2 separate regions of the Homo sapiens genome follow, and region 1 is linked to region 2. Evidence: read pairs that join two places in POLR2A ChIA-PET (ENCODE). Cell type or tissue: K562. All regions are shown on one strand. Each heading gives the region's core, and the rest is flanking DNA. Links, peaks and the distances in the headings are about the cores only. Region 1 has its middle 8.5 kb from the start of TRA-AGC3-1. Region 2 holds the start of TRT-CGT1-1 (tRNA-Thr (anticodon CGT) 1-1).

The links. ChIA-PET counts read pairs that join two places held together with the same protein. Peaks named below come from ENCODE experiments on the same cell type or tissue, not always from the same donor. Only the 100,000 strongest peaks of a DNase experiment are listed, where the experiment ranks them.
Region 1: POLR2A ChIA-PET joins it to region 2 with 10 read pairs; 3 of 35 experiments call an interaction of 5 or more read pairs at or near these places.

Annotation. Positions count from the first base shown.
Region 1 is chr6:28,607,367-28,623,958 of GRCh38, reverse strand. It overlaps a transcript of SCAND3 not described here. Among named protein-coding and RNA genes, the nearest start is that of TRA-AGC3-1, 8.5 kb to the right of the region's middle. In K562, for the core only: a CTCF peak has its summit at 7,620; DNase peaks (open chromatin) are centred at 7,658, 8,168 and 8,808; H3K4me3 peaks cover 4,302 bases.
Region 2 is chr6:28,482,053-28,498,644 of GRCh38, reverse strand. It overlaps TRT-CGT1-1 (tRNA-Thr (anticodon CGT) 1-1), which reads left to right and starts at 9,579; the gene lies at 9,579-9,652. It overlaps LOC124901294 (a long non-coding RNA gene), which reads left to right and starts at 9,155. Exons shown (of 2, transcript XR_007059537.1): 1 at 9,155-9,281; 2 at 12,934-13,216. LOC124901295 (a long non-coding RNA gene) reads right to left here and starts at 8,915. Exons shown (of 2, transcript XR_007059538.1): 1 at 8,692-8,915; 2 at 7,658-8,273. In K562, for the core only: no CTCF peak of the experiment used is centred there; DNase peaks (open chromatin) are centred at 8,294, 8,614, 9,104 and 9,614; H3K4me3 peaks cover 3,052 bases.

The DNA.
Region 1 (16,592 bases), core at 4,622-12,621, 130 kb before region 2:
TTGGAATAGGTGTGGTGTGGTGCTGGAAAAAATGTATATTCTGTTGATTCGGGGTGGAGAGTTCTGTAGATGTCTATTAGGTCCGCTTGGTGCAGAGCTGAGTTCAATTACTGGGTATCCTTGTTAACTTTCTGTCTCATTGATCTGTCTAATGTTGACAGGGGGGTGTTAAAGTCTCCCATTATTATTGTGTGGGAGTCTAAGTCTCTTTGTAGGTCACTCAGGACTTGCTTTATGAATCTGGGTGCTCCTGTATTGGGTGCATATATATTTAGGATAGTTAGCTCTTCTTGTTGAATTGATCCCTTTACCATTATGTAATGGCCTTCTTTGTCTCTTTTGATCTTTGTTGGTTTAAAGTCTGTTTTATCAGAGACTAGGATTGCAACCCCTGCCTTTTTTTGTTTTCCACTTGCTTGGTAGATCTTCCTCCATCCTTTTATTTTGAGCCTATGTGTGTCTCTGCACGTGAGATGGGTTTCCTGAATACAGCACACTGATGGGTCTTGATTCTTTATCCAATTTGCCAGTCTGTGTCTTTTAATTGGAGAATTTAGTCCATTTACATTTAAAGTTAATATTGTTATGTGTGAATTTGATCCTGTCATTATGATGTTAGCTGGTTATTTTGCTCATTAGTTGATGCCGTTTCTTCCTAGCCTCGATGGTCTTTACAATTTGGCATGATTTTGCAGTGGCTGGTACTGGTTGTTCCTTTCCATGTTTAGTGCTTCCTACAGGAGCTCTTTTAGGGCAGGCCTGGTGGTGACAAAATCTCTCAGCATTTGCTTGTCTGTAAAGTATTTTATTCTCCTTCACTTATGAAGCTTAATTTGGCTGGATATGAAATTCTGGGTTGAAACTTCTTTTCTTTAAGAATGTTGAATATTGGCCCCCACTCTCTTCTGGCTTGTAGAGTTTCTGCCGAGAGATCCACTGTTAGTCTGATGGGCTTCCCTTTGTGGGTAACCTGACCTTTCTCTCTGGCTGCCCTTAACATTTTTTCCTTCATTTCAACTTTGGTGAATCTGACAATTATGTGTCTTGGAGTTGCTCTTCTCGTGGAGTATCTTTGTGGCGTTCTGAATCTGTGTATTTCCTGAATCTGAATGTTGGCCTGCCTTGCTAGATTGGGGAAGTTCTCCTGGATAATATCCTGAAGAGTGTTTTCCAACTTGGTTCCATTCTCCCAGTCACTTTCAGGTGCACCAATCAGACGTAGATTTGGTCTTTTCACATAGTCCCATATTTCTTGGAGGCTTTGTTTGTTTCTTTTTATTCTTTTTTCTCTAAACTTCCCTTCTCCCTTCATTTCATTCATTTCATCTTCCATCACTGATACCCTTTCTTCCAGTTGATCGCATCAGCTCCTGAGGCTTCTGCATTCTTCACGTAGTTCTCGAGCCTTGGCTTTCAGCTCCATCAGCTCCTTTAAGCACTTCTCTGTATTGGTTATTCTAGTTATACATTCTTCTAAATTTTTTTCAAAGTTTTCAACTTCTTTGCCTTTGGTTTGAATTTCCTCCTGTAGCTCGGAGTAGTTTGATCGTCTGAAGCCTTCTTCTCTCAACTCGTCAAAGTCATTCTCCGTCCAGCTTTGTTCCATTGCTGGTGAGGAACTGCGTTCCTTTGGAGGAGGAGAGGCGCTCTGCTTTTTAGAGTTTCCAGTTTTTCTGCTCTGTTTTTTCCCCATCTTTGTGGTTTTATCTACTTTTGGTCTTTGATGATGGTGATGTACAGATGGGTTTTTGGTGTGGATGTCCTTTCTGTTTGTTAGTTTTCCTTCTAACAGACAGGACCCTCAGCTGCAGGTCTGTTGGAGTTTGCTAAAGGTCCACTCTAGACCCTGTTTGCCTGGGTACCAGCAGCGGTGGCTGCAGAACAGCGGATTTTCATGAACCGCGAATGCTGCTGTCTGATCGTTCCTCTGGAAGTTTTGTCTCAGAGGAGTACCCGGCCGTGTGAGGTGTCAGTCTGCCCCTACTGGGGGGTGCCTCCCAGTTAGGCTGCTCGGGGGTCAGGGGTCAGGGACCCACTTGAGGAGGCAGTCTGCCTGTTCTCAGATCTCCAGCTGCGTGCTGGGAGAACCACTGCTCTCTTCAAAGCTGTCAGACAGGGACATTTAAGTCGGCAGAGGTTACTGCTGTCTTTTTGTTTGTCTGTGTCCTGCCCCCAGAGGTGGAGCCTACAGAGGGAGGCAGGCCTCCTTGAGCTGTGGTGGGCTCCACCCAGTTGGAGCTTCCCGGCTGCTTTGTTTACCTAAGCAAGCCTGGGCAATGGCGGGCGCCCCTCCCCCAGCCTCGCTGCCACCTTGCAGTTTGATCTCAGACTGCTGTGCTAGCAATCAGCGAGACTCCGTGGGCGTAGGACCCTCCGAGCCAGGTGCGGGATATAGTCTCCTGGTGTGCCGTTTTTTAAGCCCGTCGGAAAAGCGCAGTATTGGGGTGGTAGTGACCCGATTTTCCAGGTGCCGTCTGTCACCCCTTTCTTTGACTAGGAAAGGGAACTCCCTGACCCCTTGCACTTCCCCAGTGAGGCAATGCCTCGCCCTGCTTCGGCTTGCACACGGTGCGCTGCACCCACTGTCCTGCGCCCACTGTCTGGCACTCCCTAGTGAGATGAACCCGGTACCTCAGATTGAAATGCAGAAATCACCCGTCTTCTGCGTCGCTCACGCTGGGAGCTGTAGACCGGAGCTGTTCCTATTTGGCCATCCGGTAGTCTTATTTTTAATTTTTGGAAGAACCTTCATATTGTTTTCCATTGCTGCTTCACTATTTTACATTCCCACTAACAAGTGTACAGGGGTTTCAATTTCTCCACATCCTTGCCAACACTTGTTATCTTTGTTGTTTTTTATAATAGCCATCTCTACAAGTATGAAGTGACATGTCTTTGTAGTTTTGATTTGCATTTTCCTGATAATTAATGATGTTGAGCATCTTTTTATATACTTGTTGGTTATTTGTATGTCTTTTTTGGAGGAATATGTGTTCCAGTTTTTTGCCCATTGTTTAATTAGGTTATTTGGTTTTTGTTTGTACTCCTTTTTTTGCTATTGTGTTTTATGAGTCCTTTATATATTTTGGAAATTAGCTCCTTTACAGGTATATGATGTGCAAATATTCCCTCCCATTCTGTAGGTAACCTTTTTGTTCATTTGTTTTTGCTATGAAATTGTTGAGACTTCTAACTTTTGCTTGTTTCAGTAGTGTAAAATGAAGTTTTATTGTTATTTATTGTTGATTACTAACGAATACTGCATCTTCACATCCTCATTAGCCTCTTGTATCTTTTCTTTTTGTAAATGCCTGTTTATGTCCTTATTTGACTTTCTATTTGTTTGTTTTTGGTTTGCACTTCTGGGTAAAGTGCAGAATAATACACAGCCATCCTTAGAGAAATCGGCTAGTATTTAGGCAATCATGTTAACACATTCTCTATGACCAAATGTAATAGACACAGATGCTCTGCCCAAATCTACCTGCAAGGAAGGACTAGTTGTTGCTTCAGCTATTACAAGTGCATTCAGCAGACGATCCACAACTGTCAGGACTTTCAGGGATTGTTTCAGCTGCAGAGCTGCCTGCCCAAGATCACATCCTTTTTGAGGCTGTTCATATCAAATGAGTGAAGGGGCAAGAATATATATATATATATTTGGAGACGGAGTTTCACTCTTGTTGCCCAGGCTGAAATGCAATGGTGCGATCTTGGCTCACCGCAACCTCTGCCTCCTGGGTTCAAGCAATTCTCTTGCCTCAGCTTCCCAAGTAGCTGGGATTACAGGCATGCACCACCACGCCTGGCTAATTTTGTAGACACAGGGTTTCTCCATGTTGGTCAGGCTGGTCTCGAACTCCCCACCTCAGGTGATGTGCCCTCCTCGGCCTCCCAAAGTGCTGGGATTACAGGCGTGAGCCACTGCACCCAGCCGAAGGGGCAAGAGTATTAAGGGCCCAAAGTGGAGCAGATGGACCACTTAGCCTCAGACCTCCCCATAGTGTTAGCTGAGGCTGTCAGGCATGCATCCTACCTTGCATGCATCCTAGCTTGACTTCTTCTCAATCTTGAGTCTACTCTCTGCCTTCCACAGATGTGGATCTCAAAGAAACTGCGTAATAAACATCCTGCACATTAAACTCTATCTCGCTGGGCACAGTGGCTCATGCCTATTGGGAGGCTGAGACGGGCAGATCACTTGAGGTCAGGAGTTCGAGACCAGCCTGGCCAACATGGTGAAACTCCGTCTCTACCAAAAAAAATACAAAAAAAAAAAAAAATTAGCTGGGCATGGTGGGGTGAGCCTGTAATCCTACCTACTCAGGAGGCTGAGGCACGAGAATCGCTTGAATCTGGGAGGTAGAGGTTGTAGTAAGCAGGGATCGCGCCATTGCACTCCAGCCTGGGTGACAGAGTGAGACCTTGTCTCAAAAATAACAAAACAAAACAGAACAAAACAAAACAACTCTATCTCAAGGTCTACTTCACAGATAATCTAACCTGTGACACCAAGCCACTATGCTCCTGTGTATATGTGGAAAATTGTAAGAAAATTCTTACACATACATGTACAGGGACATGAGGAAATATTTTTATTGCATCATTTATTATCAGATATTTATATATTACATTTTTATTTATATACATATTTATATATTAGCATATATCATCTATATATATTATTATAAACTCTGTCCTTCTGGGTTTTTATGGAGGCTTCATTACATAGGCATGACTGGTTAAATCATTGGTCATTGGTGATCAACTCAGCCTTTAATGCCTCTCTTCTCCCTGGAGGTTTGGGGTTGGAGCTGAAAGTTCTATCCCTCTGATCACATGGTTGGTTTCCCTGACAACCAGTTCCTGAGGCTATCCAGGAGCCCACCAAGAGTCTCCTCATTAGAAAAAAAGGTCTTAGGAGCTCTGTGTCAGGAACTGGGGCAAAGATCAAACATTAGAACAAAAGATTTTCCTACTGCCCACCTAAGGGTTTCAGAAGTTCTATGTCAGTAACCAGGGGCACAGACATATTGTGTGTGTGTGTGTATATATGTATACACACACACACGAACATAATACACATACACATATTATATATATATATATACACACACACACATATCTATAAAATATATATTTCTTTTCTTTTTTTTTTTTTGAGAGAGGGTCTCTGTCACCCAGCCTGGAGTGCAGTGGTATGACTGTAACTCACTGCAGCCTTGATCTCCCAGGCTGAAGCGATGTCCCACTGCAGCCCCCCAAATAGCTGGGACTACAGGTGCGCACAGCCAGCCACGGCTAATTTTTAAAGAAATTATTTTTGGTAGAGACGGAGTTGCCTAGGCTGGTCTCTGAACTCCTAGGCTCAAGCAATTCTCCCGCCTCGGCCTCCCAAAGTGCTGGGATTACAGGCGTAAGCCACTGTGCTGGTCTGTATTTCTTATTTCAAAATATCATAGTGGTAGACCTACACGTGAACTACTCTGCATCCACTATGTGGCAGGCCAGGTTTCACCAACTCAGGCCTGTATCACAACTGTTTCAGTACTGACTGACTGGTTAAGTTAAATATTAAAAGCTAAGACAAGCCAGTGCCCTTATACAAAGGCTGGAATGTAACAAAAGCCCCTCAGAGTTTTGCCTAGGACTTTCGTGGGCCTTATAGCATGACAAAATAACGAAGGAGTTCTTAACAGGACGCATTTAGGATTAAACAAGTTTTATTGGGAGTCTGAAGAAACTCACCAGGCCTCCACAAACAAGTTTACTGGAGGTCTGAAGGAACTCCCCAAACCTTGATTTAGCAGGGGACAAGCTAAGGGTAATCACCCCAGCACCTAGACTCATTTAGATTAAGTAATCTTACTGAGGCTCCAGAGGAAAGTCTTCAAGACTGAGACCTTAGTTATAGATTGAAAGAAGTTAATCACTTATGTCTTTAGATGAATGCACACTTACACATAGACATATAGCTTAAAAGGTATATAAGCTCTGGAAAACTTTGACATTTTGAGTTGGTCTGGCAATAATTTCCAGGCCTTCTTCCTGTAAGCAGTTACAGGAATAAAAACTCTCTTCCTCCCCAGTTCATCTGCATCTCGTTATTGAGCATAGAGAAACAGCAGCCAGACCCTTAGTTTGGCCAGAAACAATTAGAAACAATGAAGAAAATATACATGTAGTAACATACAAAACATCATGTTTAAAGAGTAAGAAATAATACTGAACTCTATAAATCACATTATTTACATATATAAAAATATATGCACAAAAGCAACACAAGTTACAATAAGACATACAAATAAAAAGGCACATTAAATACATTCAAATTATGGGAGAAATCTGAGACAAGAAAGGGAAAATTAGATTTTTTAAAAGGAACAAATAGGCGGAGCGCCCGTGGCTCATGCCTGTAATCCCAACACTTTGGGAGGCCCAGGTGGGAGGCTCTTGGAGACCAGTCTGGGCAACATGGGGAAACCCCATTTCTACAACAAATACAAAAAAATTAGCCGGGCATGGTGGTGCACGTCTATAGTCCCAGCTATTCAGAAGGCTGAGGTGGGAGAATCACCTGCGCCTAAGAGGTCGGGCACCAGTGAGCCGAGATAAATAAATAAATAAATAGATAGATAGGCCAGGCGCTGTGGCTCACACCTGTAATCCCAGCACTTTGGGAGGCTGAGGCGGGCAGATCACTTTAGGTCAGGAGTTCGAAGCCAGCCTGGCCAACATGGTGAAACCCCGTCTCTACTAAAAATATAAAAAATTAGCTGGGTGTGATGGTGTGCGCCTGTAATCCCAGCTACTCAGGAAGCAGAAGCAAAAGAATCGCTTGAACCCGGGAGGCGGAGGTTGCAGTGAGCCAAGATCATGCCAGTGCATGCCACTGCATGCCTGGGTGCCACTGCATGCCTGGGTGACAGAGACACCATCTCAAATAAATAAATAAATAAATAAACAAAATAAATAAGAGAGGAGCCTTCTACAAACTGCTGTGGAAGAGAAGGGAAGACCATGATTACCTTAAATCTACCTGAAATAAAAATAGAATAAAATGAGGCAGAGTAGAAAGGGGGCTTGGCTGCAGGCTACCCCCACTAGGGCATTCCTTCATGCATCTCCACTGATCACAAAACCTACCCCACTGCCTCACTGACGCCATAATGTTAGAACTATGCATTTAAAAGAATTCCAGGAACTGACCTTAGGAGACAACCAAGGTTGCCGAGTGTCCCACTTTGGGAAGGAATGTTGAACAATCAATCGATTTACAGTCTCTTGCCTCCGGCCAGACGACAGGGTGGCTCATTAACTCAAGATAACCAGAGTAACTAAGTATGCCGCCCTGCACGCCCTACCCCGACGTCAGTTCCCGCGCTTTGCCTCTTAAGAAAGCTTTGCCTCTTAAGAAAGACTCGGGCTCTGGAGCTCCAGCAGAGCCGGGGCCTCGGCTCCAACCCGTCGGGCCCCGACTTGAAGCAGCGGGGAACCTCTCCTCACACCTCGGTGACCGGGTGGCCGCCGGGACACAGAGGCTTTGGGTGGCGGCGTGTTTGCGGGTCGGGAAGAACCGCGCAGAGGCCACTAGGGCGCAGGGCCCGGGAAGGCGGAGCTAGGGACTGGCTCGGCCTCCTTTTTAGGCCACTGCGCCGCGCAGATCCGGTCCTCGGGCGACCGCTCTGTCCCAGTTGGGCGAGACTACCTGGTCCTGATAACAGTGGATAACGGCTTTAACGGCCAGAAGGTCAGCGCAGTCCCGGATGAGGACGAGTAGAACGGTAACGGCCATGGGGCGGTTGGCCTTCCTTCTACCAGACCTTGATGTGGGAAGAGAGAAATGGAGTAACAAGCCACATTTGGCGCTTTGGAGATGCCCACCACGCTTTGGGAAGATGTACCAGCGTTTATAGAAGGCCCGAGTGTATAAGGTGAGAAAGCTACTCTCAGCTTCCCCGAAAACTTTTACAAGAAAACATTTGCCACATCTAGCCCCTCCAGATGTAAAGAAGCTGCCGATGTATGATAGACTAAGAATATCACACATCTTGTAAATTCCCATTTGTTTAAAAAAATCGTAGAAAATAAACATCTTCTGGAGATGACTTTTTGAAATGGAGATGTTGCATCACCTCTGGAGCAGACACATACACGTTTGTTCAGTGGGTTAGACTAGGACATGGAGAAGATCTGAGAAGGACGAGAAGAAGGTCCTATGCCAGACTGGTCATATTTAGAAGACGTTTACATATTATAATCGTTGTCTTCCGTGTGCATTTTATTCCTCACTACTGTATATGTAGTTGACAACTCCAAGTACTTTTTGAAATGTCTAGTCTTTTTTTTTTTTTTTTTGAGATGGAGTCTCTCTCTGTTGCCTAGGCTGGAGTGCAGTGGCGCGATCATGGCTCACTTCCCACGTACAAGTGATTCTCCTGCCTCAGTCTCCCAAGTAGCTGAGATTACAGGCGCGCACCACCATGCCCTACTAATTTTTGTATTTTTAGTAGAAACGAGTTTCACCATGTTGGCGAGGCTGGTTTTGAACTCCTGACCTCAAATGATCCGCCCACCTCGGCCTCTCAAAGTGCTGGGATTACAGGCCTGAGCCACTGCTCCCGGAAATGTCTAGTCTTTCTAGATGGTCTGAAGTGTCTAATACGTGTTAAATTTAGAGATAGTAAAATATTACATTTTGTAAATATCTTTTGGTTAAAATTCATATGAAATGTTTTGAGAGGGGAATGGCCAACCACCAGTTCAGTAACAAACATTGTGTTTATGCACTGGTTCAGGGCAGGAGGAGAAGGAGGCTGTGCAGAGAGCTCTATGCCACCAGTGTGCTTACGGTGAGGCAAGATTAACTATTGTCTCTCATGTCTGTGCACTTTGTTTTCCTTATCTGTGTATACAGTGTTTATAGAGGAAAACAAGTCCTAATTTACATCTAGACTTTCTAGACATTAAAGAGGTTTCCAGTATATGACAAAAGTAGAGTTAGTAAACTAATATATCTTGAACATATTGTTTTAAAATTCCTTGGGAAAATTGTCTTCTGAAAATCTGAGCATTACTGGCCACTGGGTTGACTGAGATGGGAAGGGTTCTAGGCTGGAATATTTTTATTTGGAAGATTCTTTCAGATTTTAACTATTGTTACATGTGTACAGTTTATTCAAGACTGCTTTGCAGGACCAGCACGATGGCTCACACCTGTAATCCCAGCACTTTGGGAGGCTGAGGTGGGTGGATTGCTTGAGGCCAGGAGTTCAAGACCAGCCTGGCCAACATGGTGAAACCCCATCTCTACTAAAAATACAAAAATTAGCTGGGTGTGGTGATGCATGCCTGTAATCCCAGCTACTTGGGAGGCTGAGACAGGAGAATCACTTGAACCAGGGAGGCGGAGGTTGCAGTGAGCCAAGATCACACCACTGCACTCCAGCCTGGGTGATGGAGCAAGACCCTGCCTCCAAAAAAAAGAAAAGAAAAAAGAAAACTGCTCTGTATATAGTGGACAACAAATATACTCCTTACCTGAAACATCTAGCCTATCTAGATGTTTAGAAGTGCCCAGCATATGTTAAATGTACAGGTAACATTTAACCTCTAATGTAAGAGTAAAATAATCACTTAAAAATATCTTTTTGCTAAAATTCATAAGAAATAGTGTCTTTTGAAAGTGGAATTGTTGCCAGGCGCGGTGGCTCACGCCTGTAATCCCAGCACTTTGGGAGGCCGAGGCGGGTGGATCACCTGAGGTCAGGAGTTTGAAACCAGCCATGGTCAACATGGTGAAACTCTGTCTCTACTAAAAATACAAAATCAGCTGGGCGTGGTGGTACATGCCTGTATTCCCAGCTTCTTGGGAGGCTGAAGCAGGAGAATCGCTTGAACCTGGGAGGCAGAGGTTGCAGTGAGCCAAGATCACGCCATTGCGCTCCATCCTGGGCAACAAGAGCGAAACTCCATCTAAAAAAAAAAAAAAGAAAAGAAAAGAAAGTGGAATTGTTAAACCGCCCCTGTGAGTGGTATAGTAGTGTCTATACTTGTTTAATGGTTTAGTGGAAGTGGGAGGGAAGATATTGCAAAAGGTAATATGCTAGTGTGCTTATACTTGGACTTTTTAGACACCATTTTTCTGTATGTTTTGTGGATTTTGTTTTGCTGTGTATAAAGTTTATAATAAACAAATGAGTCATAATTTTGCAACATCTAGTCCCTTAGATGTTAGAGGTTGCCAGTGTATGACAAAGTACTCAGTAAAATTAGCTCATTTTGTACACTTTGTGTTGAAATTCATAGGAAAGCTTGTCTTCTGTAAATGACTTTTGGATACTAATTTGTTCAACCATCTCTAAGCATTACATGTGCCTGTACATGTCCACTGAATTGAAGGCAGAGAGAAGGAAGTGAGGAGGGAATGGTTCAAGACTAAAATGATCATATTTGGAAGATACCTCAGATTATAACCATTGTTACATGTATGCAATTTTATTTAACAGTGCTGTATACATGGTGGAAAAGTTATATGAAATATCTAGTCTTTTCAGCTATTTAGAAGTGCTTGATGTATTTAAAAGCAGAAGTAGTTGAATAACACTTTGTAAATAGCTTTTAAAGACTGATGGGAAATACTGTATTTGGAAGTGGAATTGTTAAACCACCTCTCTGAACAGTGTGCTCTCTACTTGTTCGTTGAGTTGAGGGAGGTAGGAGGAAAGAAACTGCAAAAGGTGTTTTGCTAGTGTGTACTAGAAAATTTCAGCTTATCCATTGCCTTATATGTTATGTGCTTTTCATTTAACTTTGCTATACTGCGCATATTGTGTATATACTGGACAAATGAGTTGTTGAGTGTATATTTTATAATATACAGTCTCTATATATTAAATTTTATAATATCTAGTCAATTTTGTAACATCTAGTCTCTAGATATTAAAGAGATTGCCAGTGTATGACAAAAGTAGTGTTAATAAACTAACCCATTTTGTACACTTTGTGTTAAAATTCATTTAAAGACTGTCTCCTGAAAAGGACTTTTGGAAGTGAAATGATAACATCAGCTAAGTGACACAAGTGCCTATATCCACTGAGTTTGTGGTGGAGAGGAGTGGGAAGAAATTAAGGATTCTAGAATAGAATGTTTCAATTTAGAAGACACTTTCAGATATAACCACTGTTACATGTGTGTGGTTTATTCAACACTACTATGTATATAGTGGACAAACTTAAGTCCTTAATTGAAACATCTAGGCTTTCTAAATGTTTAGAAATGCACAAAATGCATTGTAGATACCGTTTTGATTCGTATGAAATATTGTCTTTTGAAAACTGATCAAACTAATTCCCTGAGCAGTACACATTATTATATTTGTGCTGGTTCAGGGAGGAAGGAGAAGAAAGTGCAAAGGGTTTTATACCAGTGTGTTTATGGTCTTTTACTATGCTGTGTATATAGTGTATATAAATGCACAAACGAGTCCTAATTTACAACATCTAGTCTTTCCAGATGTTAAGGAGGTTGCTAGTGTATGACAAAAGTAGAGTTAGTAAACTGATACATTGAGTACACCTTATGTTAAAATTCACAGAGTGTTCTTAAAAACACAGAAGTGATCAGGGCCCAGTGGCTCACGCCTGTAATCCCAGCACTTTGGGAGGCTGAGGCAGGCAGATCACGAGCTCAGGAAATCGAGACCATCCTGGCTAACACGATGAAACCCCGCCTCTACTAAAAATAAAAAAAAATTAGCCGGGCACATGGTGGCACACGCCTGTAGTCCCAGCTACTCAGGATGCTACTCAGGAGAATCGCTTGAAGCTGGGAGGCAGAGGTTGCAGTGAGCTGAGATCGCGCCACTGCACTCCAGCCTGGGAAACAGAGTGAGACTCCATCTCAAAAAAAAAAACAACAAAAAAACAAGAAAAACCCCACAGAAGTGAAATTGTTAAAATCTCTAACTGGATGCTTATTCCTCTTCTGGATGCTCATACCTGTCCATAGGGTTAATTTAGAGGTGAGAAGGGAAACGATTCTAGGCCGTAATGTTCCTATTTAGAAGACACTTTTAAATTATAGCCTGTGTTATGTATATGCACCATTTATTCACTGCTACTGTATATACAGTGGAAAACAACTCCTATTTGAAACATCTTGTCTTTCTAGATGTGTAAAAGCACACAACATAGGTTAAAAGTAGATACTAAAGTAACACCTTTCACCAAAATTGTCTAGGAGTGGTTGTATTTGGGAATGGAATTGTTAAACTTGAGGTTTTGGAGAGTACACTGACTTTTCACTGGGTAGTGGCAAGTTGTGGGGAAGAAGTATGTAGAGGGAAGAGTTCTGTGCAGGTGAGTTAGATTAGTTCAGATGGTCTAACCATTGTTCTATATGTGCATTTTAGTTAATATTGTTGTATATTAAAATGCAAGTCCTTTTGCTCAAAGTGTGTTGGAAGTAGAGGTAGTAAAACAATCCATTTATATCCTTTTGTTAGTTTTTAGGAAGGCCTGTCTTCCAGGAGTGACCTTTGTTAATCCACCTCTTGGAGCTGGACATAGCCACCTGGACGGTGGAAGAGGGAAAAGAGGAAAGTTGAAGGGAAGGGCTCTTTGCTAGTATCTCCATTATCTAGAACATGGTTTTAGATGATAACCATAGGTCTATATGAGCACTTTACTTTTCAGTAAACATCTTTAGAAAAGATGTATCTTGGACATGGAATTGTGAAACCACCACTGGGTAGTGTATACCAGGACTTGTTCATCAGGTTAGCAGTAGAGAGGCAGAAGGAAGTATAAAGGGAGAGATGAATGCAGATGTGTCCATATTTCCATTTTGACGATAGCCATTGGTGTATGTGCATCTCTTTTGGCTGTACTATAGGAATACATGAAGTAATTAAAAGGAAACATATCTTCTTGCTAATATTTTAATGGTATAGATCTGTTAATGAATTCTCTTAGAAATATTATACTTAGTGTATTCAGTTGCTTTATGTTTTATTTTAAATTGAGCACTAAGGGAATGCAGTATTTTAATCAGAACTCTGCTAATGCTTTTATCTAGAGGCATGTCTCCATTTTTGCCTTCTATAAAATTTTTGTCCCAAAAAAAGCAAGATTACATTGTTTTTCTAACAGACTGAGTTGGTGCTGTATATTCTTGGTTATCAGAATACTCATATAGCTTTGCAATTCTGAATTGGTAAATATTTATGATGTGTAAAAAAGCATAATATATACTATATACTGTAGAATCTCAATCCCATATAACTGGATGTTATGTCTACACACACAGGACCTAGAAGGACACATCAAAGTATAAACTACTTGTGATTGTGGATGACTTTGTTCTTTGTTTCTTGTGTTTTACTTTTTTCTCCTTCCTTCCTTCCTTCCCTCCATCTCTCTCTCTTTCTTTCTTTTTTCAGAGTTTTGTTCTTATTGCCCAGGCTGGAGTGCAGTGGTGCGATCTCGGCTCACTGCAACCTCCACCTCCCAGGTTCAAGCAATTCTCCTGCCTCAGCCTCCTGAGTAGCTGGGATTACAGGCACACGCCACCACACCCAGCTAATTTGTTGTATTTTTAGTAGAGACGGAGTTTCATCATGTTGGCCAGGCTGGTCTCGAACTCCTGACCTCAGGTGATCCACCCACCTCTGCCTCCCAAAGTGCAGGGATTACAGGCGTGAGCCACCATGCTTGGCCTCTTGTGTTTTTTAATTTACTATAATGCACATATTACCTGTTTAAAAAAATTAAGGTTATTTTAAAAACCTGGGGGGAAAAAAGCCTTACTGGCTTTAAGCCATTCTTGTACCTCAGCCTCCTGAGTAGTTGGGATTACAGGCGCCTGCCACCATGCCCGGCTAATTTTTGTATTTTTAGTAAAGACGGCGTTGCACCCTGTTGCTAGGCTGGTCTCGAACTCCCAAACTCAAGTGATCAGCCCACCTCACCTCCCAAAGCACTGGGATTCCAGGCATGTGCCAACTTGCCTGGACTCCATGCCATTTATTTCTTGAAGGTCAGTTTGTCCAGGAGAATTTTCCACATTCTGGATTTAGCTGATTGCATCATTATAATGTTATTAAACACATTGCTGTATCTCCAATATTTACTCTAAACAAATGGTTTTTATCTATTTGATTATAGAAATTTAATTTTCAACACAAGTATTTATTGTGGTCCTGGGTATGTTCTACTTTACTTTATTATGGGTTACATGATATGTGGTTGTCTCACATTTGATGATATAAAATTTAGCTTTGGTTTTAGGTGACATCAGCCTAATCCAACCATTCTAGAGTCCTTCATCCAATTTCACCTCATGGTTATAGCAGCCATTGCCAATTGTGACCTGGATGTGTTATAGCAATACCAGTTGCAAAATGTTGTAGTTTTATAATCTCTCCTGCATTCATTAGCTGTTATTTCCTGAGAAGAAAAATCTTTCCCTCATCAACTATATGTTTATCCTGAAATACATTCCATACAGGAGAGATAGGATAAATGCTTGATTCTTTTCCTTCATGTGTTAGCTTTCAAAATAAAACTGATATTCAAAAACCTCCAAAGGTTGAATATGGAAAAGCTATTTTGTGTGTGTGTATGAGTGTATATGTTTATGTTAACTTTGCAACCAGCTTCTTTACCAAATTCTCTATAGTAAGTTTTTCATTTGAGGGGTGGCTTCCAGATATATAATCCTACCAAGATACATAGATAGCTTTATCCCATTCTATCCAATAGTTAATCCTTTAATTACTTTTTCATGTCTAAATGCTTCAGCTAATACCTCCATTACAATGTTAAGTAGTAGTGAAGATAATGAATATCCTTGTCTTGTCATGAAAAACAATTTAAATGTATTTGATCCCAAAATACCATAAATAGACTTAAATGGGAATACATACCATGAACAGCGCCCTCCCCCCAACCCCCGCTTTTTTTTCAGACAGTGTTTCGCTCTGTTTTCCGAGGCTGGAGTGCAGTGGCACAATCACAGCTCACTGCAGTCTTAACCTCCTGGGCTCAAGCGATTCTCCTGCCTCAGCCTCCCAAGTAGCTAGCTGGGAATACAGGCATGCACCACCATGCCCTGCTAATTTAAAAGAGACATCATCTCTCTATGTTGCCCAGGCTGGTCTAGAACTCCTGGGCTCAAGCAATTCTCCTGCCTCAGCTTTTCAAATTTCTGGGATTACAGGTGTAAGCCACCATGCCCAGCCTCATAAACATCTATTAACATTATATATTATACAGAATAATTTATCAGAATAAAACATAATTTCTAGAAATCAGTAAGTTAAAAAGGGAAAAACTGGTTTCTTTCCTCTCATATTATGTATTTAATCAATATTTCATACTAGCTCTGGCGTAGGCAAATCACCTTTGATTTGGATTGATTAACATGTGTAGGTGTCGTGGGATACTTTTTTGTGTTGGGGCAGTGGAGGTGGTCATCTAGTTAAATGTGTTTGTAAAATGAGTTCAACATGTGTTGGGGACCAGCCTCAACACCACCCGTAGGGTACCCAAAGTCCGGTGGCGACAAAGGATTGAGAAGAGACAAGAGTAAAGGTGGGGAGCCAGGGGGTCAGTTGCAAAATGGAGGCTGCAAAAGGCTCAGACCTCTGGTCTCCACACTATTTATAGAATACAATAACTTAGATCTAAGAAGCAGATGTTCAGGGCGAAACAGTGAAAAGGTGGCAGTGCGTCATAGCCGTTATCTATAGCAATAGCGGTTTAAATGAATCTCCTTTGTGCTCAAATAGCATATCTTTAACTTATCGGAGAGTAGCTAGTGGGAGCGGGCTTAACTTGGAGTCTGTCCACATTCCAGTATTTCAAAGGAGTGTCTTTCTCCTTGAACGCAGTGTTTACAGATAAGAGAGCGGGTCTCGCTCTGAGCATGGGAACATGATGGCAATTAGGAGGCTTTCCTCCTCAGAGGACTCTTGTGGCTTTCCACAACATATTGTCTCATATTTTTATGGCCAGTTTATGCAGGCACCCCACAAGCCCTTTTCCCAAAAACATGTCATTTATTTTTACTGAAATTTTCTTGAACAAGAGATATTTGGATGCCTGGTCTCTCACACTCCCACTAAGCTATTTCAGCAAAAGGACAGTAGTTCTGGTTTCATTTAACCAGCCAATCCATTCTGTCTCATTCGGGTTAGACTTGGGAGGCACCCCATGCTATGACAGACAGCATTTTATTGTCCTTCATGTACCTATCACCGCACAATACTAACGGGGCCCACTGCTTCCATATCTGGTGATTCAAGAAAAGGTAAGGTATAGGGTGGTTGGAAGCTCAGAAGAAAGACATCAATAAGATATGTTTCTGCTATTCCACCTCCATGCTGTTCTTTGCTCTAAGAACTCTTCAGAATTCAAAAAAGAAAAGAAAAAAAAAACAGTGAATAAAACAAAGGGTCTTTTATTATTTTTATATTTTTTCTGTTTTTCAGTAATACCATAGCATGAAATCCAAAGAAACCAGGCTGATTAATTTGCGAAAATGCTTTTACAAAGGGTTCAAGACCTTCCTGGTGTGGCAATGCTATCGA
Region 2 (16,592 bases), core at 4,401-12,400:
GCCAGCAGCAGTAGCATCACTTGAGAACTTAGAAATGCAGTTTTCATATCTCTCCTGGGCTCACTGACCCAGAAGCCCTGGGGTAGGTCCAGCAGTCTGTTTTCAAAAGGCTTCCAGTTGATCCTAATACATGCTAAAGTTTGAGGACCACTGCTCTAAGGAATGGAGAATTTGCAGAAAATATTGTCATTTTGACATAGGATGAGTAAGGAGAACTTCTCTTGTACTTCATGTGGCTACTGACTGCTCTGCACAATCAAGCCACACTGCCTCCCACTCAGTCCTTAGGTGCCCCCAGGGTTAACATGGACAATCCAGCCATGCCCTTGGTTTATTAGTTTCCTCAGTCTCTGATCCACATCATCTTCATTTAGGTCCAAATTCAATATGTGTTATCTGACAAAGACTCCCTCCTTGACCCAACTTTAGTCAGGGTTCTCTGAGCCTTTGTGACATCATAAGAAATATGTTTATTTGGTCTTTCCTCCCAACTCGTGGCACAGAGCTTCTAAAATCCTTGTAACTTCCTGAGTGATAGGGATGATAAGAGGTTCTTTTGTTACATTTGGTCTTAGTCCCTGGTTCCCAACACAAGAGCTTTTAAGACCCGTGGAATCTCCTAAATAATAACTGTCTTTGTGTATGTTAATGAGATGACTGGTGGCTGAAAGTCCCCAGATAGCTTCAGAGTGAGGTCTGGTTGCCAGAGAAACCATCCATGGCGATTAAAGATTTGGAACTTTCAGCACCCCAGCCCACTTCTGAGGAGGGCAGAGGAGCTGATAATTGACCCAGTCATCAAAAGCCAATGATTTAATCCATCATGCTTGTGTAATGAAATCTCCATAAAACTCCTAAACAACAGAACTCATAGAGCTTCTGGGCTAGTGAACACACGGAGTTATTGGGAGTGTGGTGCCCCCAGAGAAGACACGAAAGCTCTATATTCCTCCCCATACCTTGCCAAGTGTATCTCTTCATCTATATCCTTTGTCATATCCTTTATAATAAACTGATGAACGTAAGTAAATGTTTCCCTGAGTCTTGTGAGTTGTTATAACAAATTGTCAAACTTCAGGGGGAGGTCATAGGAACCCTCAATTTACAGCAGTTGGTCAGAAATATGAGTGACAACCTGGGACTTATGATTGACATGTGAAGTGGGGGGCAGTCTTGTGGAACTGAGCCCTTCACCTATAGGGTCTGCACTAATTACAGGTAGTTAGTGTCAGAATTGAGTTGCAGTGTCAACACCCAGTTTGTGTCTGCAGAATTGGAGAATTGCTTGGAGTGGAAAACCCACACATATGGTGTCAGAAGTATTGTGAGAGTATAGAAACACAGTCTTTTCTTTTAGCCTTCTCAAGTAGGCCTTGGCTTTTGACTACCTTCAGCAAGACTCCTTCTATCAGTTTACTGAGAATCTCCCCAAGTCTGGTATCTGCACAGATTATTAATCCTCTACCCTTAATTTCTAAGTCCTTAGCCTACCATTAGCAAGAATCCTGTTAGGCCAGTTTAGCAAGACTCTTCCTCCTTTTGATATCTGTGCTTAGTAATTTTCCATCATCTACGACACCTTCACTCTGCCTGTTGGCTTTAAATCCCCATTTGTCCCCATTGAGTTCAGTCTCTCTCGCTAATTGCAGTAGTCTTAGTCTTTACTAGCACTTTATCAAGTGCCAAAATAATCTTTCTTTAATATATATTTTCAAATACATTGTGATTTGGAGTAAAATAAAAAGTTCTCATTTTCTCTTCTTTCTTTACCGCTTCCCTTCCTGACCTCCAGCTGGCATTGCTCTGATTGCAAGTTTTCTCTTGCTCTTTCAAGTGTTAGTTTACAAACTTTCTTTTCTTTGAATCTCTGTGAAGTTCCTGGATAGGGATTCCATGCCCCTCTAAAATTTTCCTTATGAAACCATATTGACTGTCTACCTTTTCTTGATTCCTTGTAAAGGGAAAAGAAAACCAGTTTTAATTCTTTTGGACTCCTTTTGGCCTTTGAAATACAGTGGGGTCAGGAGTGGTGGCTCATGCCTGTTATCCCAACACGTTGGGAGGCCAAGGCAGGAGTTTGAGACTGAGCAACATAGTGAGACCCCATCCCTACAAAAAATAAAATTAGCCAGGTGTGGTGGCACACACCTATAGTCCCAGCTACTAAGGAGGCTGAGGTGGGAGGATTACTTGAACTCAGGAGGTCGAGGCTCCATTGACCAGAGATTGCACCATGTACTCCAGCCTGGGTGACAGAGTGAGACCCTGTCTCAAAATAAAATAAAATAAAATGAAACAAAACACAGTGGCCTCAACTCACCATATGAACCATTTTATAACCTCAGAGTGCCACCTAGAGTGTATGTAGAGCTTATACCAATTTTTAGATTATAACTTCAGAGGAACTAAGGCAAAGATAACTCAAGGATCTTCCCTTTTTCCAGGTCTTTATTCTTTTCTCTCTTTCCAATTTCCTCTGTATTTCTTTGCCTCCAGCCAGACAAGTTAATAGAAATGGAATTATCACCTAATAAGTTATGTTTGAAGACACTCTACACCTGGCAAAGAGAGCTTTATCTTTATCTGTAGAGCCTCAGAGTCATTTCTATTCAGAATACTGACTTTCTAGGGCTCCCCTTCCAAAAACAAAGAGTTCTAAGTTCAATGGCTCCTGAAATATGAGTTTGCTGTATGATTTTATTATATTCAGATATAGGAAATAGGAAAACAAATTGGATGGATAAAACCAATATAGATAGTACGTAAGCTAATAGCTTACAAGATAAGGCAAAATTCAGAAGATGTGTTAACTATACATAAATTAATAAGTAGCTTGTGAGACAGAAGCAGAATTCATAAGTTGTGTTAAATACACATACAAGTACATTAGTAACATGGAAGATATGTTACAGATAGAATAAATAGAATATATGATGGAACAAACAATAGTGTTATTTGGAAAGGAGCAGAAAGATGAATGGTAATCAAAACTAAATGACATTCAATTTTTCTATCCTCTTATTAGAGAAAAATTGAGTCCTCAGACTGTAACTTCCCACCAAAGGAGGAGAGGAATTATTAATGGCTTTAATAATCTATTTTAAAAGCCTAATATAAAGTTTAAAAAATTGGCCAGGCATGGTGGCTCATGCCTGCAATCCCAGCGCTTTAGGAGGCCGGGGCAGGCAGATCACCTGAGGTCAGGAGTTTGAGACCAGCCTGGCCAACATGGCGAAACCCCGTCTCCACTAAAAAATACAAAAATTAGCCAGGTATGTTGGCAGGTGCCTGTAATCCCTGCTACTTGGGAAGCTGAGGCAGGAGACTCTCTTGAACTCGGGAGGTGGAGGTTGCAGTGAGCCGAGATTGCGCCACTGCACTCCAGCCTGGCTGACAGAGCGAGACTCTGTTAAAAAAAAAAAAAAAAGTTGAAAAAGTAAATTTGCATAAATCACTGTATTTTAAGAGTTATAAGGGCACATGAGTACCTTCTGGCTTCAATCTATATTCATAATTTGCAACATTATGTAAAAACCAAGCTCTCAATGTCTGCTGTCAAGGAATTCTGAAACCAGCCACTTCATGCCTTCCTAAACCAGCACTGCATTTTCACAGACCCTATCTAAGTCCCAAATATAAACAAACTTTCAACGCTTTTTTCTAACTTGTCTTCTCTCAATTTAAGAGTGAATGGATAACTGATGTGGGCCTTGCATTATATGTATGGGGTATAAGGCCCAGGGGGAAAAAAAGACTTCCAGATCCTCCATAACTGGGTCCTTTGTTAAGAACCAAAGCTCAAACCCATCCTACATTTTAAGGGGCCCCATTAGTTGGGGGACAGAAGGGACAGAAAACAGTATTCATGTGGGGGATGAAAAGCTTGTCTCAGGATTTTGAGGTGCTGTGGGGATTATGGTTCAACTCTGCTCTTGACAGTCCAAACTAATCAGGTCAATTTCCACAATTCCCTTCATGCAAAAAAAAATAAATTTGGCATAATATATGCCATCATTTATGATTATTTCTCATAAGTATTTTGGCAAATTTAAGTATCTCTTTATGCCAAACTTGATTCAGATTTTTTAATGTGTGCATCAAAACATCAGATTTGTATCTCTCTGTTTAGAATAAAAGCTTCTCGAGAGACAAAACAAATATTAAATTAAAAATAGAACTTTACATTTGGCATATTTGACTCACTAAGAGTTTAACTGAATAGCAAAAACTCTCAATTCCATCAAATTATGTTTTCACAACAGCAGGTTCTGCTTAGAATATCATACTAATTGCCATGGCTAGTTAGGGAAGGATCACTATTTGAATCTAAACAGCAGTTACATCATATTCACCTGATGAAAAAAATGCATGAGGGGACAAAGAGAGTCATCTACAGTAATCACACAGTTTTCACTTTAACAGACTAGGTTGTGGTGCTACTCAAAAAGAAAAGCAATAATAGGAGGAACTTGATGAGTCCACGGTGTCTATGAGATACTAAGGTGGAAATGTCTTGTAGGCAGTTGGCTATAATCATATGGCATTCTAAAAAGTTTTATGCAAGATATTTGGAAGTTATCAGTATTCCAAATATGCAAGATATTTGGAAGTATTTTGAAAGGTTCAAAGATATGAGTGTGTGGAATATTCCTTTGAATACCATCTCAGAAAAAAGGGCAACCAAATATGGAACCTAGAAAACATCAACATTAAAAGATTGAATCTTCTACTTGCACTAGATTTTCAAGTTGGGAACATTTTACTCATGCCTCTGGGAAGTTCTTGGCTAGAATCAGAGATTCCAGTGCCACAATTTCTCCACAGAGCTACACATTTGCTATATTCAATATCTCAACTGTAATTTTCACTATGACCACATAAACCAGTGGAAGATTAAGTATCTCTTAATTAGGGTCATTGGCTTTTAAAATGCTGTGAAAATAAAAAAACTAGTCTCTCTGAGCTCTTTGTTTCCTGCATATACCTTGTCACACTGCCTCCCCACAGCTTGCTACTTACCCACAGGCTTGGAAACAATCAGGAAGTTTGAAAATAAAGAACAGACAAAAATATCAGGCAAACTCACAAAAAGAAAGGACTCAAGGATTTAAAATCATGTGAGGTGGGATTTTGGACAACACTCATTAAATAAAACAAAGAAGGGTACTGCAAAATGCTAAAAATTACAGTTTAAGTGGAGGTAAAGATTTTTGGTTTTTTTGATATTCATGCTCAAAATAAAGCAGCAACTTTCATTCAGCAGAAATTCAGTGGAGACACAAGTAGAAAGGCAGAGACAATTTAGTAATTGACTTCAATTTATTGCTCTAAGTTCAAGAAATATCAGTGGACAAAGAAATAAGTAATATTATAAAAGACAAATAAGAATAAAACATTGACCTGATAGATATCATAAAATTCTTTATAGAGAAAACACAATTTTTAAATTGCCCAAAGAAATTAAAGAATTGACTATACAATGATCTAATAAGAAAATATCAAAATACTTTTTAATTTAGAAAATTAATACTGTGCTAGAAAATAGAGATAGAAATCAGCATCAAAATATAATCAGAAAAGTATAAAATGTTATACTTAATGTCAAATGCTTCTAAAAATATCTTTGCTCAAAGAGAAAATCAAAACTAAAATTACAGGCCAGGTATAATAGAATGTCAATAAGACAACATATATCATTACTGTGGAATGCTACAAAAGCAGGTCAGAGGGGAACATTTGTAACTTAAGTGCATTTTTTAAGTAAATGAGAAAGACTTTAAATGACTGAAATGCTGGTGAGTATTTCTCTTCAGAAGCAAGTAAAAGACCAACAAAACATACCAAATGAAAGCAGAAGAAAGGAATCAACAGAGAAAATCTGTTTACATGCTAGGAGAGCTAAGAAAGTTTTTTTTGTAAATAAAACTGAAATACAAATCTGTGGAATGTCTAAGGGAAAATATAAACTTAGAATTCAAAATTAGTGAAGAAGACACATTTACAAATAGAGATGAGATGTGTATCTCAAATAAAAAGCATTTTTTTACAACTTTCTACCTCTGTATCTGATAATCCCTGATAATCTAAGCATAGTGAATGAGATAGGATTTAGGACAATATAAATTACCAATATTGATGTGATAATAATAAATAACATTGATTGAAGGCTTGCATGGCCCAGGCATCATACTAGAATTTTAAAAGCAGTAAGTCATTTAATATTCAGTATCATTATCTCTCAACAAATAAGCAACTGAGAATCAGAGGCACTATATGACACACTCAAATGACACATCCTCACAGAATAATAACCACGGTAATAGATGAAGAGGCTGTCAAAAGTCTCTTTCCATTTCTAAGCCCCATGAAAAGGCCCCATTCTCTTAGGCCAAGTGCTGTCAAATTGTCAAGGATCAGGTAACTCTTCTGGGTTGAAAAGTTTCAGGGCATAAGAAGTGGAAAACTGCCTAATCCATTCATTAAGGTTACCAAAACCTGACATAAATAGAACCCAAAGTAAAAACAAAACAAATCAAATGAGAACAATCAAATTCATACATCCAAAGATCAACATATCAAATAAAATGTTAATAAGTGTACGGACCAGCCCCACAGGGTCAGTGGGTCTCTCCCTGTGTGCAGCGACGAGAAAGTGTAGAAATAAAGACGCAAGACAGATAAAAGAAAAGACAGCTGGGCCCGGAGGACCACTACCACCAATGCGCGGAGACCGGTAGTGGCCCCGAATGTCTGGCTGCGCTGTTACTTATTGGATACAAGGCAGAAGGGGCAGGGTAAAGAATGTGAGTCATCTCCAATGATAGGTAAGGTCACGTGGGTCACGTGTCCACTGGACAGGGGGCCCTTCCCTGCCTGGCAGCTGAGGCAAAGAGGGAGAGGAGACAGAGAGAAAGACAGCTTACGCCATTATTTCTGCATATCAGGGACTATTAGTACTTTCACTAATTTACTTCTGCTATCTAGAAGGCAGAGCCAGGTGTACAGGATGGAACATGAAGGCGGACTAGGAGTGTGACCACTGAAGCACAGCATCACAGGGAGACGGTTAGGCCTCCGGATAACTGCGGGCGAGCCTGACTAATGTCAGGCCCTCCACAAGAAGTGGAAGAGCAGAGTCTTCTCTAAACTCCCCCGGGGAGAGGGAGACTCCCTTTTCCGGTCTGCTAAGCAGCCGGTGTTTTTTCTTGACACTGAGGCTTCTGCTAGACCACCGTCCGCTCGGCAACGGGCGTCTTCCCAGACGCTGGCGTTACCGCTAGACCAAGGAGCCCTTCTGCTGGCCCTGTCCGGGCATAACAGAAGGCTCGCACTCTTGTCTTCTGGTCACACCTCACTATGTTCCCTCAACTCCTATCTCTGTAAGGCCTGGTTTTTCCTAGGCTATGATTATAGAGCGAGGATTATTATAATATTGGAATAAAAAGTAATTGCTACAAACTAATGATTAATGATTTTCATATATAATCATATCTAAGATCTATATTTGGTATAACTATTCTTGTTTTATATTTTATTATACTGGAACAGCTCGTGTCCTCTGTCTCTTGCCTCGGTGCCTGGGTGGCTTGCCGCCCACAAATAAGTAGAATCTGGCTAGTGTGTGTAAGAATAACAAATTCAACAGAACCAAACAAAATTCACTCCAATAATTCCATTTTATTTTAAGTATCAAAACTCATTATTTAACAAATACCACATAGTGGTTTCATGACTTCTGTGGCTAAACAGGCTAGAACCTCCACACCCCAAGAGATTAGAGCCTTCATCCAGCGCTTTGGACTGCTTAGCCACTTTGCCTCCACGAAAAGCAATTATTTTAGAACGTTGTGTATATTACCTTCTCTATTCCCTTTTAACATACACTCATCAGGAATTTCATGTCCTCCAAACTGGCAAAAGTAGAGTTAAAATTGTGTGCACAGACCGTCTCAAAGATTCCCACCTGCCAAACATCCATCCTGATTATCTACCCTGTTATGAGTCCTCCCAGATATTGAGAAAAGACAGAATTCTTTTCGGGACGTTCATTGCCCCTCTCTCCAGCCAACCAGGACCCAGGAGACCCGAGTTTCGGTCCCAGCGCTGTCTTTTATGTTACCCGGGTGTGAAGCAGGAGGTAGCCTTTACACCTGGGAGAATAAAATCCATTCGCTTCTAGAAAAATCAGTCATCGAGAAAACGCTTGAAAACCCCCATGGACGACCTGGCTCTGGGACTGAAACGGCGCTTAGTTGACGTCTCATTTTTGCCGGCTGCGTTTAGGAGTAGGCAGCAGAGAGTTATTTTTAATGTGCACAACCAGAAAACAGAGGACGTCCCCATCCCCAGCCCCAGCCTCCCATCTACCCACCTAGGATTCGAGTGCCTGCTTTTTAATAAAGTCCTTACTATGAAAGACGTGGAAAGAAACGTCTGTACAGACAGATCTACTTTTTGCTCAATGTGTTCAGGGCCTTAATTCCCAAAGTCCAGGACGGGAATCCTTTTGCGTTATGCGTGTCTTCGCATACTACCGGGCCCAGAGAGGCTGTGTCCTGCCCTCTCCAACCCCACGAAAGCGTTCTGGGCGGGTCCCGGGTCTCCCCTCCCCAGTCCCAACCTCCTTGTCCCTCAACCCTCAGTCGTCTCAGTCCCCGCCTGCCCTGGGTGCCCTGGGCCCCGCAGACGCACCTGAATTCCCCCGGCCCTACGTAGGGCCTGCTCCTGGACGCGGAGCCGAAATCGGTTCAAAGCCTGCGGGCGGGGCTCCTTGCAGGTCCCCGAAAGAATGAGAACCGGGACCCCCCCCCCCACCACCGGGACGTGGAAGGACGGGTTACAGAGGAGAACGCGTTATCTCCTCTGGGAGGCGATTTTCAGAACTTACTGCGGGAAAAAAAAAAAAAAAAGAAAAGAAAAAAGAAAGAACCCCCCCCCCCAAAAAAAAAACAAGCCCAAGAGGAGCAGAAGAAAACAAAGGGTGGGAGAAAACTGGGACAAATTACTTTTTCTTGGTCAGTCTTCAAGTGTCGACCAAACTCCTTGAGGCCAAAGCAGTGGAGTCCTGCTCCCCGCCCCTCCCCCACCTCCGCACCCCTCCTGAGAGGCCCCACGTGACACAGAACTTTACTGGCCTCTTGAAAATGACATCACAAGACCTTAAGAAGAGCTAAACGGGCTGCCACCTGTAGCTGAAGAGTGCCTTAACGCCGAGGCCCACGGCTCCATGCGAGAGATGCCTGTTCCTTCTCTGATAAATTTGGCAGCTTCACGTACCCTAAGTGAGTGACTTTCAAGATTCAAAGGTTTTTTAAAATTATGTATAGATATATTCCTTTTAATCGTCTTCACGTATTGTATAGCTTTCTGTAATGCTCTTTCTTGGATTAATAGAAAAATCCTTTGACACTGTAGACTGCCGAATACGTTTCCCCGTGTATTCGTATGTCTTCAAAAGATACTGAGGAAATGAAGTGTTTCTCGAGTTGACATATTTTTTGAAGACAGCAGATAACTAACTAAACTCATTTTGTCAAAGTAAAATGAGATAGATTCACCTCTAAAGAGTGCTTCCGCGTGGCTCTATGGCTTAGTTGGTTAAAGCGCCTGTCTCGTAAACAGGAGATCCTGGGTTCGACTCCCAGTGGGGCCTGATGTTTTCCAGAGAAAATCAGCTGTTTCTGAAAATTGTTTTCTTGACGAAGAACTGCGTCCTCCCACTAATTGCCAAACATTCTCACCAAACTTAACAGCAGTAGAACACAACTGGATAAATCCCAAGTTGTTTAACTGCATCCTGCTCAGATTCCTTACTTTTAAAAAGTAAATTTTTAGGAGGAAGACAATGCAAATGCAAAAAGTGCGAAAGAATAATGCATGTGACCCACCTCAATCAATTTCGTATGTCTTGCTTTAAACTGTGGTAAAATGTTTTTGAGCACTTACAATGTGTTACAGTTTAAAGCATGTAGATAACTGTTGTAGGCATGCAGATAAATAAAATCTCTCTAGATTCTAAAAATCTCCAGCTCTATAATTGAATTCATAAGATAAGAAATTAATGAACAACAAACCCATTAGTAGCTACAAACAAAAATTAGGACATTTGCAGGGGCATGCTTGCCTTTTTTTTTTTTTTTTTTGAGATGGAATCTCGCTCTGTCACCCAGGCTCCAGTGCAGTAGCGATTCTCATGCCTCAGCCTCCAGAATTGCTGGGATTACAGGTGTGCACCACCACGCCCAGCTAATTTTTGTATTTTCATTAGAGACAGGGTTTCACCATGTTGGCCCGGCTGGTCTCCAATTCCTGCCTCAAGTGATCCGCCTGCCTCAGCCTCCCAAAGTGCTGGGATTACAGGTGTGAGCCACCGCGCTTGGCCTGTTTTTTTACTTTTTAATGAGAAATATTCACAATGTGGCTACTATGTTACTCTAAGTATCATAAGTAGCAACGTAAAACATTGGAAAATTGTCCCTATGTTTGGACCTCACTGCTGTTCATTTTGATTGGGACCTTGTTGAACTAGGTCACATCGGCTGTATTCAAACCTCAGCTGCTACATTTGATGGCTAAGGGACCTTTAGCAAATTGCTCTAGCTCCATGGGCATCACTTTCTTCACATGTGGAATGGAAATAGTAATAAGCCTACCTAATATAGTTGATGGGAGAGCTTGTTGAGTAAGTATACAAAATATTTTAGAAGGATATTTGGCACCTAAACAAGCAATAAAGTTCACTATATTGTTGCTTTTTATAATTTTTCTTATTTATTGAACAATTAGGGACAAGTGTTTAATCCTTTTACTCTGAAACTGCCTTTGCAAACCTATGACAGTAGCATAAATCTGACATGGCTGTGGCTGACTCCATCTTGCTTCTAGCCTCATGGGCTGGCTGTCTTCTCTCATTTCTGGGCATGGACCAAGTTAACTGTGGAGTCCTAATTGGGAAAAGGAGTCAGACTGGCGGGACCAAGGGAAAGCAAGAACAGAAAGCAGATAAGCTATAAGTCTGCCTTTCTTCATGGTCCAGGACACATAGCCCTCTTGTACAAACAACTCACAATCTTCCTGTGCTCAACTATCACCACACACCTGCAAGGCAGTTCATTTCAACTTTGGCATTATCAGTACTGCACAAAGCCCTCTTCAGTTTACAGCATAAACCCTATTCTGTAAAGTCTCCAGCAAGCCTTTGTTTCTTTGCAGTCAGCTTCTCTCATGCTGATTTAGCCATTGCTTTCTTGCAACCTATTTTCATACTTTCTCTAATAAATCTGCCTTTCTAGGGTCTTTGCAGAAGTAATCAAGTTATGATGAGGTCATTCTGGATTAGGGTGGGGCATAATCCAGTGACTGGGATCTTTACTCGAAGAGAGGGAGGTTTGGACACAGAGACACAGACATAGTGGGAAGACGGCCCTGTGAAGATGGAGGCAGAGATTGCAGTTACTGGCCACAAGCCAAGGAGTGAGACTGCCATTGCAAAATTATAACTGAGAAAATTATTACAGTAAAAGAGATCTGACCTAACTGACTCCATCTTGCTTCTAACCTCCAAGCTGTCCTTGTTCATTCCTGGGTGTAAGCTGCAGTAACTTTGGGAGGAACTTAGTTTATAGTTTAACTTTGAAACAGGATGATAACAGCCCTTTCCCAAAGCAAACCCCCTTCCTGCCTAGGGACTAGACTGCTTTTGTAGGACTAACAAATTAGCCACAAGATTAGAAATTATGGTTTAGGAGTCATGCGGCTGGAGGCTACAAGATTCTGACACTCCCCAAATTGCTACTGGGGATAACATCACTATTCTATTGTAAACCCTACACTCAATGGATCAGCTGTACCACCCAGGTCAGTAAACTGGCTCATCTGATCTTGTGGCCCCACCTAGGAACTGACTCAGCACAAGAAGACAGCTTCAACTCACTATGCTTTCATCTCTGACCCAACCAATCAGCACTCCCAACTCACTAAACCCTACCCACCAAATTATCCTTAAAAACCCCAATCCCCATGTTTTGGGGGAGACTGATTTAAGGAATAATAAAACTCCAGTCTCCTGTACTCCTCTGCATGAATTAAACTCTTTCTCTATTGCAGTTCCCCTGTCTTGATAAGTTGGTTGTGTCTAGGCAGCAGGCAAGGGGAACCTGTTAGGTGGTTACAGGAACACCAAGGATCTCTGGCAATCATCACAGTTGAAAGAGGCAAGGAAGGGTTCTTCCCAAGAGCTTTTAAAGGAGCATGACGCTGTCCACATCTTGATTTTAGACTTCTGGCTTCCAGAACTGTGAGAAAGTAATTTCCTATCACTTTAAGCCACCCAGTTTGTGGTAATTTGTTATGACAACCCTAGGAAACTAACACAAAACATTAAAACAAAATTAGTGATTTATACTAGCAAGTAAATGAAATCTATTATTTTTCCTAAATAACAGATGACATCTGGGATATTCACACCTCAACTTAAAATTACAAACCTAGGGTATTCCACTTCTTTAGTTGTTTTACAGTAGCACAGAATCTTGGAAACCCTCTCAATTCTTTTTCTTCTTCCTAGTTTGTTTTTTACAGGCCACTACACCTGAAACAGCCATTGCAAAATTATGACAGTAAGAGAAATCTGGCATGCTGACTTCATCTTGTTCCCAGCCTCACTGGTTGGTTGTCTTTGCTCATTCCTGGGCATGGGCCAAACTAATTTTTGGAGAAATTTAGTTTATAATTTAAATGGTAATACCCCTTCCCAAAGACTAAACTGTTCTTATAAAACTAATGAAAGGCCACCAAGTTAGAGGATGAGAAGGGTCTGAATTCTAAATAACTACCAGCCATTATTCTGGAGGTAATATGATTTGCAACTTCCCCAATTACTCTTGCAGATAACATCACTATTGCACAACCTACAATATGGTGATGTCTTTTCAGGTTTTTGCATTTCTGACAACCACGTGTCCTCACCTGGACCCGCCAACCCATCCTGTGGCCTCCACCCAGGAACTGACTCAGCATGAGAGGACAGCCTCAATTCCCCATGATTTCATCTCCAACCCAACCAATCAGCTTGCCCCCTACCCTGGTCCCCTGCCCACCAAACTGTCTTTGAAAAACCCATAACCTCCATGCCTTCAGGGAGATAATTTGAGTACTAACGCCATCTCCCATGGGGCATGGCCGACCTCGTGTCTATTAAACTCTTTCTTTACTGCAATGTTGTGGTCTTTCTGGGTGCAGTGGACAGGAAGGACTCCTTGGGAAGTTACACACCTATCCCCACAATGGTGTAACTCTGTGAAGTTGTCCCATGAATCGCCCTTGGCTGTTTGGAGACATCTAGTAGATTACACCACCATTCCATTCCCAGCAGCTAATAACTGACGGATGGGGGAAGGAGTATAAAAGTCAAGTCCCTTGACTCAGTGACCACTCTGCTATGCAATTTATATTCCAGAGCCCCTGTCTCATGGGTCAGGCCAAAGCTAGACTTTATGTGAGACCACATCTTTGTTTTGTTACTTGTTCTTCCCCATCCAGAGGATCATTTCCTCAATAAATCACATACTCATTAAGGCACATCCTTTGTCTTGGGGTATGCTTTAGAGAGTCTGACTTTGCTTCCCAGGCTGGAGTGCAGTGGTGTGATCTCAGCTCACAGCAACCTCCACCCCCCAGCCTCAAGCGATCCTCCCACCTCAGCCTCCCAAGTAACTGGGGACTATAGACGCAGGACACCATGTCCAGCCAACAAGTCCGGCCTAAAAAGACTTTCAAAGTAAATTTCTGGCCAGGCATAGTGGCTCACGCCTGTAATCCCAGCACTTTGGGAGGCCGAGGCGGGCGGATCACGAGGTCAGGAGATCGAGACCATCCCGGCTAAAACGGTGAAACCCCGTCTCTACTAAAAATACAAAAAATTAGCCGGGCGTAGTGGCGGGCGCCTGTAGTCCCAGCTACTTGGGAGGCTGAGGCAGGAGAATGGCGTGAACCCGGGAGGCGGAGCTTGCAGTGAGCCGAGATCCCGCCACTGCACTCCAGCCTGGGCGACAGAGCGAGACTCCGTCTCAAAAAAAAAAAAAAGAAAAAGTTCAGGCATGTTTTAAAACTATGAAGTCCACATCTTTATCTGAGTGACTGCACACATATATGATAACATAGAAGACAATATATATATATACACATTCTTTCAATGTGTGTATGTGTGTGTATATATATATATATGCATAATCATTGAAAGGATTAAAATCACAGAGAGTTTTTTCTTGTACACAGCAAAATAACCTGAACATCAATAACATTTGGAGATATTTGAGAAAGCCACACATATCTGGAGATTAAACCATGGAGTTCTAATAACCCATAAGTCAAAGAAGAAATCACAGAGAAATTAGAAAACACTTTAAACTGAATAAAACTGAAAATACAACATATCAAAATTTGTGGGATGCAACAAAAACCATACTTAGTGGGATAATTTTAGCATTAAACATTTATATTAGAAAGGAAGAAATGTCTCTAATCAATGTTCTCATCTTCTGCCTTAGAAACTTAGTAAAAAAGATAAGCAAATTAAATCCAAAGCAGGCAGAAGAGGAAAATACTAGAGTAAATGCCAATGAAATAGAAAACTGAAAAACAATAAGGAAAAACAATAACGTCAAAAGCTGGTTCTTTGAAAAGATTAACAAAATTGATACATTTCTAGCCATACTCTTCAGGAAAAAAAGAGAGAAGAGACACAAATATCACAAATGACAGTAGCCTGGGCATGGTGGCTCACGAACTAATTCCTGAGCAACATACCGAGACCCCATCTCTATATTTAAAAAATAAAAAATATATTAACAGAGAAAAACAAAAGAAACAAATGAAGGAGTAGATATCACTAGAGCTTCTACAAATAACAAAAGGACACAAGGAAATGTTATGAATGTATTTTACCAATAACTTTGACATCATAGATGAAATGGAAAAACTCCTTGAAAGACACAAAAAGTGTATTCAAGAAGAAATAGATAACCTAAATAGACCTACATCGATTAACTAAATTAAATCCATGCTTTATAACATTCTTACAAAGAAACAAAATCTGGCCCAGATGGCTCCAAAGTAAATTCTACCAACTTTTTAAGCAATAAATAATATCAATTTTACACAAATTATTTCAGAAAGCAAAAAAGGAGGCCACACATCTGAACTCACTTATCAGGCCAGCATTACCCTAATACCAAAACCAGACAAAGCCATACAAGGAACGAAACTGCAAACCAGTGTTCCTCCTAAGAAGAAAAAAAATCCTTAAAAATTCAGCAAATCAAATTCAACCATTTATAAAATGATAACACATCATGACAAAGCAGGACATTCCTGGGATTAAACTCCAAGAATCCAAAGTTAGTGAAACATTCAAAGGAAAGACAAATTGGATGTTTAAAACAAAAAGATACCGTTTACAAGAGCTTCAAAACTATCAAATACTTAAAGGTAAGTTAAAAAATGTGTGCAAGACCTGCACACTGAAAAACTACAAAAGATAACTGAGAGGAAGTAAAGAAGACTTAAACAAATGAGAGAAATACCATTGTCACTGGGTGGAGGATAACAAAGAGTGTAACACAGTCTACCACCAGAAGCAATAGTCCAGGATGTCAACCTACTGCATAGATTGTTTTAGTTTTTTGTTTGTTTGTTTTTGTTGTTGTTGCTTGCTTGTTTTTTTTGAGACAGGGTCTCGCTCTGTCACCCAGGCTGGAGTGCAGTGGCTCAATTGTGGCTCCCTACAGCCTTGACCTCCAAACACTGTGGTTGGATATACTGAGATAGGGATTCCTCAGGCGTAGACACGTCAGGCAACCATGCTTCCAAAGTCAGCATTGCCCAGCAGGCATTGCAATGCCATGTTTCCCTTTCACTGGAGGGCACAATTTAAGGTCCAAATACTTTCATTAAGCAGGAGTACCACCCTTCGTTGAGTTGTCCTTCCTGATGGTCCTTTTTGTAGTTGTTGCTTGAGTTATTCATTCTAGTGCTTTAACACCACCCCTCCCACTCTGGGTGCCTGGAAGTGATGGAGCAAATCAAGGTCATTGTACGCCATAGGAACATGCCCATTGCTGCATTATCTGGGCTGTGAAGAAGGTGCCTTGGTCAGATTAGAGTCTGAATAGATATCTGAACACATGGCAGAGGTGTTTCTCCAGTATTTCAATTTTGTTCTTCTTTAATGTTGTGTAGTTATTCTGCATCTTTTGCCTTTCCATATATACTTCAGGATCTATTTGTCAATATCCACAAATAACTGGCTGAGATGTTGATTGGGATTATGTTGTATCTATAGATCAAATTGGGAAAAATTGACATCTTGATAATATTGAGTCCTCCTAACCATGCAAAGGGAATATCTCTCTATTAGTATATTTCCTTTGATTTCACCATGTTGGCCTGGCTGCTTAATTATCTGTCCAACAGTCACTGGACCATATGGCTAGCCCATTTATAACAGCCCATGAGTCTATAAATAAATAGCAGGGAGTTGCTGTTGGAGTAGCCTGCACGGCCATCAGTACCTCACAGAGTTCAGCACATTGGGC